Regions from separate parts of the Homo sapiens genome. Here region 2 is linked to region 1. The links are chromatin contacts, found by Hi-C or POLR2A ChIA-PET in ENCODE. All regions are on one chromosome and are shown on one strand. Each heading gives the region's core, a stretch centred on a gene start or an enhancer-like site at or near the end of the contact. The rest is flanking DNA. Distances are from core to core; before and after follow the strand shown. Region 1 has its middle 24 kb from the start of RD3. Region 2 overlaps TRAF5 (TNF receptor associated factor 5).

Evidence for each region. Hi-C counts contacts between places; a loop is a spot of excess contacts on that map. ChIA-PET counts read pairs that join two places held with the same protein, here RNA polymerase II (POLR2A). Pooled maps may share reads with other maps.
Region 2: a loop to region 1 is called in a pooled map, with 5 times the contacts of the local background. The contact joins two enhancer-like sites. A Hi-C loop is called at or near these places in 1 of 37 single-sample maps with no recorded cell type and 8 of 50 pooled maps. POLR2A ChIA-PET finds 5 or more read pairs at or near these places in 1 of 52 experiments (Caco-2).

The regions. Positions count from the first base shown.
Region 1 is chr1:211,512,158-211,519,256 of GRCh38, forward strand. No RefSeq gene overlaps it. Among named protein-coding and RNA genes, the nearest start is that of RD3, 24 kb to the left of the region's middle. RefSeq lists silencers at 2,069-2,158, 3,171-3,530 and an enhancer at 6,741-6,790. Within about 2 kb of position 3,239, at least 13 of the 41 ENCODE cell types and tissues checked have a DNase peak (open chromatin) inside an H3K27ac peak, as active enhancers do.
Region 2 is chr1:211,349,903-211,357,001 of GRCh38, forward strand. It overlaps TRAF5 (TNF receptor associated factor 5), which reads left to right. Exons shown (of 11, transcript NM_001033910.3): 2 at 3,337-3,555; 3 at 4,508-4,565; 4 at 6,465-6,566. The coding sequence starts at 3,338. Among named protein-coding and RNA genes, the nearest start is that of TRAF5, 27 kb to the left of the region's middle. RefSeq lists a silencer at 3,478-3,607. Within about 2 kb of position 3,734, at least 5 of the 41 ENCODE cell types and tissues checked have a DNase peak (open chromatin) inside an H3K27ac peak, as active enhancers do.

The sequences.
Region 1 (7,099 bases), core at 1,989-4,488:
ATTGTTGGTACAAGGGTGAGCATGATGACTCTGCCCCTTCCTGGGAAGTTGGAACATGTTAGTCACTTACACACTTCTACAAGGGGGTTTGGAAGGAAAGGTGTAGGGGCTTCCTCTAGGTGAACAGGCTCCAGGACAGAGTTGAAATAGAATTTTAAAAAGAGCCCAATTGTGAAGGGGACGGATAGGAATCCAAATGATTTTTCTGCATTTTGGGGGGTAGAAAAATGTTTAAAAAAGAAAAAAAGGGCTGGGCACAGTGGCTCATGCCTATAATCCCAGCACTTTGGGAGGCCAAGGCAGGTGGATTGCTTGAGCTCAAGAGTTCAAGACCAACCTGGGCAACATGGCGAGACTCCCATTTCTGTAAAAAAAAAAAAGAAAAAAGAAAAAAAGCTTTCCAAAGAATAGATGAGAAAAAGGAGGCATGTCAAAGGGACTTATTCAAGTTAAATGTCTAGTAAGAAACAGAACTAGGATTCAAACTTAGATCTGCAGTGTCTCCACATTGCACACTCTCCTGGCTATCCCACCTCACTCCAGTGAGAGCTTAAGAGTCAATGGGCTGAGTAAGGGGTAGGGGGCTTGGCCAGGTTTCAGAAGGAGAGCTGGAGAAAGCCAGCTAGCTATTGGGCATGGCAGAGCCTCCCTGACCAACTCCATGCATTCCCTGGACAGCTGTAGGTTCAGGGCCATCGAAGGGGGAAACAGTAGAGCAGCCGAATACCAGTGACCCCATGTTGGCAGGCAGGGCACCTGGGGAGACTGCCGTGAGCAAGGGCCAGGATTGGAGCCTGTCTCCTGGCCCTGACTCCAGCCTCATCATGCGCCTTTCGGGGACATGATGGGGAAAGAGGGCATACATTTTGTCCCTCTGGATCCCAGAATCATCTTTGCCTGATTGAGGGAGGGGACACTGAGGAAAGAGGAGGCTGTTGGACACAGTAAATATATGAAGCGCCTACTTTATACCAGACACTCTGTTGTGTGATACGTAATGTAACCCTCCCAAGGCTCTACTTCAGAAAGGTTAAGTGATTCGCTCATGATCACAGAGCTAGAAAATGGCAAAACCAGGACCTTGAATCCCAACCCAGTGCTCTTTCCACAGTTCCATGCTGCTTCTCACCATGCAGGGTTTGGGAAACAAGCTTTAGGGGAGGCAGCACTGTAGAGCCATTGAGAGCATGAATGTACGCTAGGCTGCCCAAGTTCAAATCCAGCCCTATTGCTTGCTGGCCACATGACTTTAGGCAAATTATCTAATCTCTTTGTGTTTTATCAGTTGCCTTATCAGCATCCTTTGTAGTGTCAACCTCATAGGGCTGTGTAAGGATTAAATAAAATAACACACTTAAAGCCTTCCACTCAAGGTCTAGAACATGGCAAATACTAGATGAAAGTTAAGCTGTTTCTGTGCTGCAAGCTGGTGCATTGAACATGCCTCTCCCTGGGTGGCTTAAAGGTGATTCTAGGTGGGGAGAGAAATAGGAGCATTGGAGAGAAGACAAGAGAGAGGATGGAACCTTCAGAACCAGCTGCCTTCAACTCGCTTTACAGCTTGTCACTCCAAATAAAAGCAACAGTCACAACATATCCTTACTATGTAGGGTTTTACCCTTTGCAAATGCATTCTCAGACACTCATTTTAGCCTCGTGACAGCCCTGTCTGGTGGGTACTACTATCCCCATTTTGCAATTGAGAAAACTGAAGCTCTGAGATCCCAGGTCCTGCCCCAGTTGGGCACTGGGGTGGGACTCCAGGTGGGTAACAGATTGAGTTGCCCTGACCACCTAGCAGAAGGGGTAGACGTCAGAGGCAGTGAGACCTGCAGGATGACTTTTACCAGTGGTTCTCAAATTTGAGCATGTTTCAGAATCCCCTGGAGGGCCTGTGAAAAACACGAATTGCTGGGCCCCAACCCCAGAGTTTCTGACTCAGAGTCTGGGGTTGGGAGTTGGTCTTGCTGAGAGCCCTCTAACCATTAGCAGCGGCGACATCTTGTGGTGAGGGACAGAATGTACCTTGGGCTCCCTCAGCCCTGATTACCCGCGCGTCCAGGATGATGCCGGACCAGGCTGCACCGCCCAGAGGCCCGACGGCGTCGCTGGGGCAGACCCAGAGACTCTCACACGCCTTGTCCTTGCCCGGAGGGTGCAGGCGCCTGCATGCCTCATTTACCCTAGAGAGAACAGGAAAACCTAAACTTGTTGTGCAGAACCTGCAGCTTCGTGTTAGAATACTATTTCCTCCCCCCACCTCCCTTTTTGTTAGAGACAATATCTCTGTTGTCCAGGCTGGAGTACAGTGGTGCTCTGCTCGCTGTAGCCTCCAACTCCTGGGCTCAAGTGATCCTCTCGCCTTGGCCTCCCAGAGCGCTGGAATTATAAGCATGGCTCATCGCACCCGGCCCAGAATATTTTTTATTCTCATTTTTGTAAATAAGTTTCTTCCCTGGTCTTTCCACCGGAGCCTGTGAATCGCAGCCTCGTGGCACCACCACAGTTGGCTTCTCAAGTCGGGAGGCTGACTCCTTGAACCGGGCGCCTCACTTCACGATTGCTTTCAGCTCAAAGGAGCATTTTACAACAGGAACCATTATCCCTGGTAGCTTGACGTCCAGCCCTGACACGATTTTCTGATTGACTAAAATTAGGGTAATGAGTTATGAGGGCAGAGAATGGAGCTGCGATCCCTGTAGGCGGGGGCAGTACCGCCTCTTATTTCCTCTGCCCAGGTGGTTAAGTTGGTAGATTGGGGTGTAGGTGTCTCTGGAGTTGGGCAGCAATGGGTGGGGTAGTAGAAGGACACCTGGTCTGTGTCCGGGGCTGGGTTCGAATCCCCACTCTGCCTGTGAGCTGAGAGCCCATGGGCACATCACCTGAGCTTTCTGCGTTTATCTGTAAAATGGGCAAGAGGCAATCAGTCATTTATATGAAAGCGGCCTGCAGTGCCTGGCACCGAGGCGGGCACGGATGGGCATTTGGTAAGGCAGGGAGGAGGAGCGCGGCGCCTGGAGGCTCCCGGGGCAGGGGAGAAGGGCATCGAGAACGGGGGCGGCGTGCGGGGTGGGAAGAGGAGAGAGTTCACGGCTTGCTCCTTCCCCTGCCCCCAGCCGCCTCAGCCCAGGCCTGAGTCTCTCCCCGTCTGGGCCTCTGCTTCCTGCAGGCACAGCCAGGGCCAAGACGCGCCCCTGGGCCTCCCTCCCCTTCGACGTCTCCACCCGGTATGGAACATTAATCATTAACCGTCCTGTGGCCAGGCCCAGCGGGGCGCCCGCTTCAGCTCTCCCGGTGCCACCTAGCTGAGTCACCGCGGTCTGGGCAGCTCCCCGCAGCCAGGACCTCCCTCCGGGCCGAGGGTCGCGGGGTTCGAGCCGCGGCGAGGTCTTGGGCTTCCCAGGGGCCGCTCCTCGGTGCGCCGCCGCCCACAATCAGCAGGGGGCGCCCGTCCCGACCGCGGGAAGCCGGCGGGGCCACCGAGCGGCGGGCTGGCCTGGCGGGGCGGTGTCAGGGCGGCAAGGCGGCGCCTCCCCAAAGCCGTAAACCTTCCCGCCCGGCTGACTACGCCGGCCCAGCCACGCACGCGCACCCCGCATGCCCCGTGGCCTGTGAGGTTATTCAAGAAGCCAAGGTCGGGAGTGGGGAAGGTCAGCCTCTAGCCCGGCACTGTCTGGAAAAGATCGAACCAATTAATTGACTGTAAGAAGCATGTAACCAATACAATGGAAGGCATTGCTACCCTTCCTCCACCAGGTTCAGGACCTCATGCCCAAGGAACGGCGCGCAGGAATTGGTAGTAGGTTGTGGAGGGTCAGGGGCTCTCCCAGCATCCTGAGGCTGTCTCCTGTGAAGGCCACTCCAGAGGTTAAAGCTTTCCCGGGTGCCAGGAGAGCTCTCCTAATTCAGCCGTAGGGATCACCAGTAAAGATGCTCAAAAATCCCAGCATCTCCCACTTGCAACCCACAGGGGATTCTATTCTACTCTCTCTAATTCCCCATGGCCACATAGTTGAGGTCACTTAACAATTTTTTTTAAAGACGGAGTTTCGCTCTTGTTGCCCAGGCTGGAGTGCAACGGCGCTATCTCGGCTCACCGCAGCCTCCGCCTCCCGGGTTCCAGCGATTCTCCTGCCTCAGCCTCCCCAGTGGCTGGGATTACAGGCATGCACCACCACGCCTGGCTAATTTCGTATTTTTTGTATAGATGGGGTTTCTCCATGTTGGTCAGGCTGGTCTTGAACTCCCGACCTCAGGTGATCCGCCCTCCTCAGCCTCCCAAAATGCTGGGATTACAGGCATGAGCCACCGTGACCGGCCGGTCACTTAACATTTAACCTAACACCCACCTGCCAGCAGGTCAAAGGTTATTGCCTATGACTGGCCAGGTTTCACTTCGGCTGCCGTGGTGCTCCTGATGTGACTGCACTGGGCAGACGGACCTGAAGTACTGTCCCTGTATTAAGTGGAGTGGCCCCGGGAATGAAGCCATAACAGCAGCCAGAGACAGCAGCCCAGATTGGCTGTCTTGACAGCCCAGAGCCAGTGTGGTCAAATCTGCCCCCATGATGCCTGTGTCCTTGCTATTCCCGCCCCAGTCATCCCCCTCTGAACCCCAAGGAGTAGCTGTGAGGGTGCAGGTGGGTGAAAGAGACAGGCAGTGGACATTAGTGCAAGAACTAGGGTCATGGGTTCTGAGTCCAGCTGGTCACTGCATACCTACGTGATGACACATAATTTCTCTGAGTCTCAGTTTCCCCAGCTGTAAACAGCACTAATAGGAACTGTGTGGACTACCTCAAAGGGTTGGTAAAGGGTTCAAATTAGATAACGAATGTTCATCACTAACCCATTCATTCGTTAAATGTTTATTACAAACTTGCCTGAAAGATGATGATCCGTCTTCTCAGTGGCAGCAGAAAAATCATGAAAGACCCTGCCCATGACGCCACCTGTGGTGCACACAGGCTTAGCACCAGCCTTTCTTAAACTGTGTGAGCAGGAGGGCTGCTGCAGAGGAGGAGGGATGCAAGGTGAAGGGGGAGGAGAGGCAGGAACTGCATGGTGGAGGAAGCAGGAAGAAGGGCGAGGCCTCACCCATATGGCCTCAGCAGGCCCTGTGATCTCCCTGTTGAGCCCAGGTTCTCCCAGAAGCTCCCTGGGAATTACTGAGCTGGGTGTGGCTTCCTAGCCCCACACCTGCCCAGCCAGCTCAGGGCCCCTCCGTGCTGTCTTCTCAGGATCCTGCTTCAACCTGCTGCCACTTCCCCATGCCTAGCTCACTGTCACTTTCTCCCTTACCTGCCCTCTCAGCCTCAAACTGATAATTTGGAAAAAGAGGCGCCTGGAAAAAACCACTTCCAGGGTACAGCAGGAACCAGCCTCACTCTTCTTTCTCTCTTTTAAAAATTATTACGATTTTTACTGAGATGGGTTCCAAGTATCACTCTCCACCACCTCATCACCTTCTGGGACCTGGATGGACTCCAGATCACTATGTTGCCTAGGCTGGTCTCAAACTCCTGAGCTCAAGTAATCCTCCGGCCTCGGCCTCCCAAAGTGTTGGGATTACAGGCGTGAGCCACTGTTGCCTGGTCTGGCCTCGCTTTTAATTTTGGCTTCCTGGAGGCTTTTGCTGAGGTAGAGATGCAGGCCACCCTTGCCTGACAATGCCTTCCAGGCAATTGAGTGGCTGAGCCAGTGGGAGAAGGTGGGCTTCTCTCACTCCCAGGTGTGGTGGTAGTGAACCAGCCCAGGTGGTCAACATGAACTGGGAACATGGAAGACAAAGGTAAAAGAGCTGGTAAGGGAAGCAAAGCAGGTTTGGGAATAAAGCTTAAAATCTGGTACAGAGTGGGTTACCATGCCGTCCCTCTGGGGCTGACACATCAGGCGGAAGCCCCCAAATACAGGGTTAGTCTTGTCATGTTACAGTTCTCCCACTGGGCTGAGAACTTCCCAAAGACACAAGCCATGTTTCTTCCTCATCTTATAACTTGTGTAAAAGGCTGGATCCCTTGGAGTACAATCTTCTCACTGGGCACCTGCTGGCCATAGGCCAGCCCGCAGAGAGCAGGGCAAGGGTACGCATGTGCCCCCGAGTGGCTCTCTTAGCCAGGCTGGGCCAAGGTTCACCCATTTCCAAGCTCAGCCTCTGGGCATACCATGTTTGGAGCCCAAGGGCAGTTTTCCATGCAACGAGGCACGTATCACTCTCTACCACCTTGTCACCTTCTGGGACCTGCGTGGACTCCAAATCCCTCTCTCTAGATGTAAAATTGAACCTGGTGGAGGCTCTGCAGCTGATGTGAAACCACCACTTCCTCTCTCCCCAGATGGTTCCAGCCAGAGGCCAGCCAGTCAGCCCTGTTAGGGTGAGCACCTACTGTGTGCAGAGCCAAGTGCTCAGTGTATGATACTCACCTTTTGTTTTGCCTGCCTATTATCCCTTCCCCTTATTCTGGCAAAAGCTTTCCAATTCTTAACCTTCCACTTGTAGTCAGTAAGATTCCCACAGGGCCCATTGCCAGAAGGAAGCCCCTGGGCCAGGCCTGGCCACAAGATATTTTACCCCAGCCTCTGACACTGGTCACAGAGATCATCAGCACCAGGGCTGTAGCTGGAACTAGTGGGAGGAGAAACTCTCTCTACTGGTGGATTACATGAGCCTGGGACTGCTGATGGGCATCTTGCATCACCAGGGGAGAGCCACGCCAAGGAACAGAGAAAGACCAATTCCTGAGGACATCGCTTAGGCTCCTGGAGCCACCGTGGCTGGAATGGCCAAGCTATGACTGCCTACATTTCCTAAGTTACTTTGAATTGGGTTTTCTGTCACTTGAAACTAATAATGGTGACCAAAATGAGGAGAGGAGGGTGCTCAGAGAAATAAAGAGAGGAAGTGAAATGATTTCTACTTTCAGAAAGGTCCCAGGCTGAGGGGAAATATGGTTTTCATCCTCGGGTGTCTGAACACATGATCTTCCATTTTTTTAACTGTGTGTGTGTGTGAGAGAGAGAGAGATTGTGATATATATATATATATATACACATACATATGTGTATATATACATATACACATTGAGAAAAATTCTTATAC
Region 2 (7,099 bases), core at 2,484-4,983, 160 kb before region 1:
AGGGCACAGGATGCGAAGTGCCAACCTCCGCAGGAATGAGGGAACACAAGGCAGAGCAGGGCAGTTTGAAAGTGGTTCTTCCAGTTCTCTGAGAGAAAGGTGGGGCTTGGTTATTAGGGCTGTGCATGTAAATAAAATGTTTTGCCTCTTCATCTTCAGAATTAAAACTTTTGTTAAATCCCAAGAGTCAACCATGTTACAGGAGGGAACATTTGTATCTTATACTGCTTACCTACCACCCTTGAAGTTTTGCAGGAAACACTAGGGAAAAGGTGGAGCTTTGGTCTCAAACCCCAGGCTTTTTTTTTTTTCTTTCTTTTTTTTTTTTGAGACAGGGTCTCTCGCCCTGTCACCCGGGCTGGAGTGCAGTGGCATAATCATGACTCGCTGTGGCCTCCACCTCCCAGGCTCAAGTGATCCCCCCCTGCCTCAGCCTCCCAGGTAGCTTGTGCGAAGGCCCTGTGGCATAGAGTGTGGTGTATTAGAAGAACAAAAACAAAAACAAAAACAAAAACAAAAACCCTGTGTGGCTGGAGTACGGAAAGCCAGGAAAGAGAGGTCCAGGATGGTGCTGTACTGGGGAGGATACAGTCTTGAGCCTGCTTAGCATTGTGGACTTTCTCTCAGAACCTGGGAAGCCACTAAAAGATGAAGGGAGATAACCTAACATTGTACTTGACATTTTGAAAGTCTCATCCTGGCTATAGTATGGAGAGTAGATTGGAGAAGAAAGCAATTAATGAACTCATATTTAGTTCAGGTGAGAAATGATGTGGCTTGGTACTTGTCTTAGCTTGGGCTGCTATAAGAAAGCACCATAGACTAGGTAGCTTATAAACAACAGAGGTTTCTGACAGTTCTGGAAGCTGAAAGCCCAATATCAGCGTGCCAGTGTGGTTGGGTTCTGATGAGGTCCCTCTTCCGGGCTGCAGACTTAACTGCTGTATCATCACATGGCAGCAAGAGGGCCAGGGACCTCTCTGGCCTCTTTAGAGAGGAGGTCTCGCCATGTTGCCTGGGCTAGACTCGAACTCCTAGGTTCAAGCCATCTTCCCACCTCAGCCTCCTGAGTAGCTGGGACTACAGGTGTGCACCACCATTCCCTGCTCTCTCTGTCTCTGGCCTCTTCTTTTTTTTTTTTTTTTTTTGAGACGGAGTCTTGCTCTGACACTGGAGTGCAGTGGCGCCATCTCAGCTCACTGCAATCTCTGCCTCCTGGGTTCACGCCATTCTCCTGCCTCAGCCTCCCAAGTAGCTGGGACTACAGGCACCTGCCACCACGCCTGGCTAATTTTTTGTATTTTTAGTAGAGACGGGGTTTCACCGCGTTAGCCAGGATGGTCTCTATCTCCTGACCTCATGATCCGCCTGCCTCAGCCTCCTAAAGTGCTGGGATTATAGGCATGAGCCACTGCGTCCAGCCTTCTCTGGCCTCTTCTTATAAGGGCACTAATCCCATTCATGAGGGCTCCACTCTCATGACTTCATTACCTGCCAAATGCCCACCTCCTAATACTGTCACATGGGGGGTTAGAATTTCCACATATAAATTTTGGGAGGAATACAAACATTCGATCTACCGCAATGGCAGTGATAGATACTGTGAGTAATATATTTGTGTGCAAGGAGTCATTGCCAAACTCAAGATCATCTAGATTTTATCCTATGTTATCTAGTAGGAGTTTTATAGCTTTGCATTTTATGTTTATGTCTGTGATCCATTCTGAGTTCATTTTTGTGAAGGGTGTCAGGTCTGTGTCTAGCTTCGTTTTCTGATGTGATGTCCAGTTGTCCCAGCACCATTTGTTGAAAAGACTTATCTTTGCATAATTGTTTTGCCCTTTCTCCTTTGTCAAAGGTCAGTTGACTGTATTTATGTGGGTCTATTTCTGGGTTGTCTATTCTGTTCCCTGGATCTATTTGTCTGTTCTTTTGATAGTACTACACTGTCTTGATTACTGTAGCTTTATAATAAGTTTTGAAGTTGAGTAGTGTTAGTCCTCCAGCTTTGTTCTTCTCCTTCAATATTGTGTTGCTGTGTTGGGTCCTTGGCTCCACAGGTTTTAACAGTGTTATCTTAGGCCAGGTGTGGTGGCTTACCCAGTACTTTGGGAGGCTGAGCCACAAAGATCACTTGTGTCCAGGAGTTCAAGACCAGGCTGGGCAGCATAGTGAGACCCTGTCTGTGGTAGTCCGTTTTCATGCTGCTGATAAAGACATACCCAAGACTGGGCAATTTATAAAAAAGAGAGGTTTAATGGACTTACAGTTCCATGTGGCTGCAGACGCCTCACAATCATGGCAGAAGGCAAGGAGGAGCAAGTCACGTCTTACATGGATGGCAGTAGGCAAAATGAGAGAGAGCTTGTGCAGGGAAACTCCACCTTATAAAGCCATCAGATCTCATGAGACTTATTCACATGAGAACAGCACAGGAAAGACCATGATTATATTACCTCCCACTGGGTCCCTCCCACAATATGTGGGAATTCAAGAGGAGACTTGGGTGGGGACACAGCCAAACCATGTCACTGTCTCTAAAAAAAAAAAAAAAAAAAAGTTTTTTTTTTTTTTTAATTGGCCTGGTGTGGTGGTGTGTGCCTGTAGTGCCTGTAGTCCCAGCTACTGGGGAGGGATCAGTTGAGCCCAGGAATTGGAGATTACAGTGAGCCATGATCACACCACTGGCCTCCAGCCTGGGCTACAGAGTGAGACCTTGTCTCTGAAAAAAAGAAAAAAAGTATTAGTCTGTTTGTGCTGACGTAACAAAATACCTCAGACTGGGTAGTTTATAAAGAACAGAAATTTATTTCTCATAGTTCTGGAGGCTGGGAAGTCCAAGTTCAAGACACCAGCATGTTCAATGTCTGGTAAACGCTTGCTCTGTGCTTCCAAGATGGTGAGAAATATATTTGTCTGCTTCTAAAAATTTTAACAAAACCTGTGTTTCCATTCTCTCATTGAGTGGAAGAAAAATTCCTAACAGTTTACTTATAATGTAATTAACACACCTGGCTATATTTTGTCCAAGCATATGGCCAAACTGACAGGGTAATTTAGCACCCTGTAAAAGACTGATGGACAAAGAACTGAATCTCGTAGAATCTTGCTAGAAGTCATCTGGTCCAGCCTCTAACCTGAGCACCCCAAAGACATTGCACCTTTGCCGGAGCCCCCTAGTGGCAGGAGGTTGTCACTGTTGTTTCAGAGTCACAACAGAATGACCATGTGAATGATGTACACTAATTATGAGACAAATAACCAAAGCATCTGATGGCTGTGGTTGTTTCAGTGTTTGCACACTTAATTTTCCCTCTCCTCCCCTGACCTCTGCAGAATGGCTTATTCAGAAGAGCATAAAGGTATGCCCTGTGGTTTCATCCGCCAGAATTCCGGCAACTCCATTTCCTTGGACTTTGAGCCCAGTATAGAGTACCAGTTTGTGGAGCGGTTGGAAGAGCGCTACAAATGTGCCTTCTGCCACTCGGTGCTTCACAACCCCCACCAGACAGGATGTGGGCACCGCTTCTGCCAGCACTGCATCCTGTCCCTGAGGTGAGTGGGCAGGGCCTGCAACTCTGGCCATGGCAGTCCTAGCATCCAGGTGGCAACTGTGGCCACTCAACTGTTTTCATGGGTTTTGGAGTTGTTTTACTTGGCCACAGAACCATGACTGTAAGGAAGGACTCTCCCAGATCCCCTCTGTGAGGGCCTGAAGAATAATCATTTTTTGGTCACTAATTTACAGATATTTACCTTTTCTTAAAATTCAGACTGTACCTGCTTTGCATGGGACAGCAGACCTAGACACACACTCCATCATGGGAGCTGGCTGTGGAGAAGGGCTTGAATCTCACAATGTCTGTGTTGTAGTCACCCCAATCTTCCCTTGCCTTGAGGCAGAGGTGCTGTGGCACCTAGAAGGGACCTTGCTGCCATGGATGCTGTCCACTCCTGGGCAGCTGTAAGACCTGGGTCATACTGTGTTGAGGGAGGATACCAGGAGAGATGTGGAAGCAGGTACACTTTGGGGGGTTATATAGGAAGCAAGGCAGTCATTTTACCCTGCCAAGCTTTGAAAGGGGGTTATTACAGCACATCCTCATTCCCTCATGTGTTTGTGCCTTCAGCACCTGTGTGTTCTGTGCTGTCATGCTGAAGAGCTACAATGTGGAACAGGACCCCATGTCTGCCCTCTAGAATGTCCCAGTCTAGAGGAGACAAATGTGGCACAGCGTGATAAACAAAGGACAGGGGGCATTCAGCTCTGTCCAGGGACTCACTGACTGCATCCCAGAGGTTGCATGAAGTTTTTCAGGCAAACTGAAAGAACAGGAAGGTGCTGAAGGAGGGGTACAGGAGGCCCCTTCTGGGTAGAGGGAACAGCATGTGCAGACAGGGACCAGCCTGCCCAGGGCTAGAGCATGGCTGGAGCCCTGGGGCTGGTCTTGGAAATGCTGTTGAGGTAAACAACTAACTCTGGCTCCATTTTAATTTTTTTCTCCAGAGAATTAAACACAGTGCCAATCTGCCCTGTAGATAAAGAGGTCATCAAATCTCAGGAGGTAAGAAAGTCACTGCTTTTGTCTAGCAGCTCTCAGGGTGATGGAGAAGAAGTCAGTGAATTGGACATTGAGATAGGAGCAGGAGAGTGGTCGAGGGAGACCTTCCTTGGAGTCCATATTCTTCTGCTGTGGGGTCACATCAGACCCTACTCGTAGCCCTGTTTGAGAGGCTTGTTTGGGTCTTTATTGACCACACCCCTCCTCCACCCCAAGTCTCCTCTCCTGCTTCTTCCTCATCCCCTTCCTACACTGGCTCCAGCTAATATATTTCATTATGGTTTTGATTTGCATTTTCCTGTTGGCTAATGAAGTTGAGCATTTTTTCATGTGCTTATTGGCTATTTGTACATCTTCTTTGTTAAAAATGCCTATTTAGTTCCTTTGCTCATTTTAAAAAATTGAGTTATTTACCTTTTATTGTTGAATTATAAGAGTTATTTATAGCCTGTAATCCTAGCACTTTGGGAGGCTGAGGCAGGCAGATCACATGAGGCCAGGAGTTTGAGACCAGCTTGACCAACATGGCGAAACCCTGTCTCTACTAAAAATACAGAAATTAGCTAGGTGTGGTGGTGCATGTCTGTAATCCCAGCTACTTGGGAGGCCGAGGCACAAGAATCGCTTGAACCTGGGAGGTGGGGGTTGCAGTGAGCTGAGATCATGCCACTGCACTCCAGCCTGGGTGACAGAGCAAGACTCTGTCTCAAAAAAAAAAAAAGTTCTTTATATATTCTGGATATAAATCTCTTAGCAGACATTTGGCTGCTAAGATTTGCAAATATTTTTCTTCCATTCTGTGGGTTGTCTTTTCCCTTTCTTGATCGTGTGTTTGAAGCACAAAAAATTTTCATTTTGATGAACTCTAATTCATCTATTTCTTTTTTCTTTTTTTGGTTGCTTGTTCTTTTTTGGTGTTGTATCTAAGAAACGATTGTCTGTTCCATTGTCATGAAGACTTTCTCCCTTAAAACTCCTCTTTAAGTTCAGTTTTCTTCCTTTAAGATTCTGTTGCAGGATGTTCAAGCAGAAGCTTTCCTTGAGCCTCTAGTCTGCTGTACACGCATCTTCTCTATACTCCTTATGAGGTGTTTTGCAAATACCTACAACACGGCTGTGCTGCATTTAGTGTCTGTCTGACCTACTATCCAGGGGTTGGCATACTACAGTCTTGGGACAAATCCAGCCTGCTACCTGTTTTTGTATGGCCTGTAAGCTAAGAAATTCTTTTTATGTAATGGTGGGTGCATAGAAACCCTCATATTTTTGCAACTTCTTGTGAGTCTTAAACTACTTCAAAATAAAAATTCATTTTAAATAATCCAAAGAAGAAAGTTTGGTGACATGTGAAATTCAAATTTCAGTGTTCATAAATAGTGTTTTATTGGAATGTAGCTGTGCCCATTCATTTAAGTATTGTGTATGGAAAAGTTGAAATGTGGCAACAGAGATGATCGTGATGTGGACTATCTGACCCCTTACAGAGAATGTTTGCCGACTCCTGGTTTGCGCTAAAATAGCAAGCCAGCACAGCCTCAGTGACACTGTCTGATAAGTAATACATTTACCCTGGGACAGGAAGCTGAAAGCATCACCCTTGGCCAAGCTTCACCTCCTGACCTTTAAGAATGTGGGGTCAGGTTCACCATGAGTTTCACCTAGTTGCAGCCTGGTGCGCAGGGCATTGTTACCTGGCTTGTATGTTTAATGGTTTGTCAAAAGCATGTATCTGAGACAGCCTTTTCTTTCAGTGTGGTGTAAGTGTGATATTTCCATTCCAGCTGATGTCTGGAAGTTTCCACCTGCCTTCTGAGATACACTCGAAGACCAAATTAGTAATAGCTTAATTCACATTGCTGTAAAACTTTGAAGTGTGTGAGACCTATTATGTTTATCTTTTAGGTTTTTAAAGACAATTGTTGCAAAAGAGAAGTCCTCAACTTATATGTATATTGCAGCAATGCTCCTGGATGTAATGCCAAGGTTATTCTGGGCCGGTACCAGGTTGGTATTACTCATGAACGATATCTGCTTTTGCCATTTTTCCAGGAATGTGTGTTGAACCCCTTTATGTGACAGTTACTGAGCTAAGCATGGTACAGGGATTCAGTGAATTGCCCTCAAGGATTCCCAGTCTAGCAATACAGGTGGCTACAGTGCTGTAGCCCACCTACGGCTGAGGTGTGAGTGAAGAGGTTCGTCCTGTATGGAGCGCATGGAGGACATCTTGTATCCACTAGACCTTAATTGTGTGGTAGGGATCATTGAGCCAAAAGAGAGGGCGTGGGACATGCTGGACAAAACAAACACTCAAGAATATGCCATTTTGGGGGAACTGTGTGGGACCCAGGGCATGACTACAGAAAGACACAATTGTGAGGTCCTTCCCCAAAAGCATTTGCTCTCTCACTTGGTGCTGTCGTAGGTGTTTCCCAGCAACTGTGGGACCTGGCCTCATGGGGTTTATGATCTAACGGAGATCACTCAGACCAGGACAGAGACAGGCTGTGGGTTAAAGGTGAAGCATTGATAGGAGA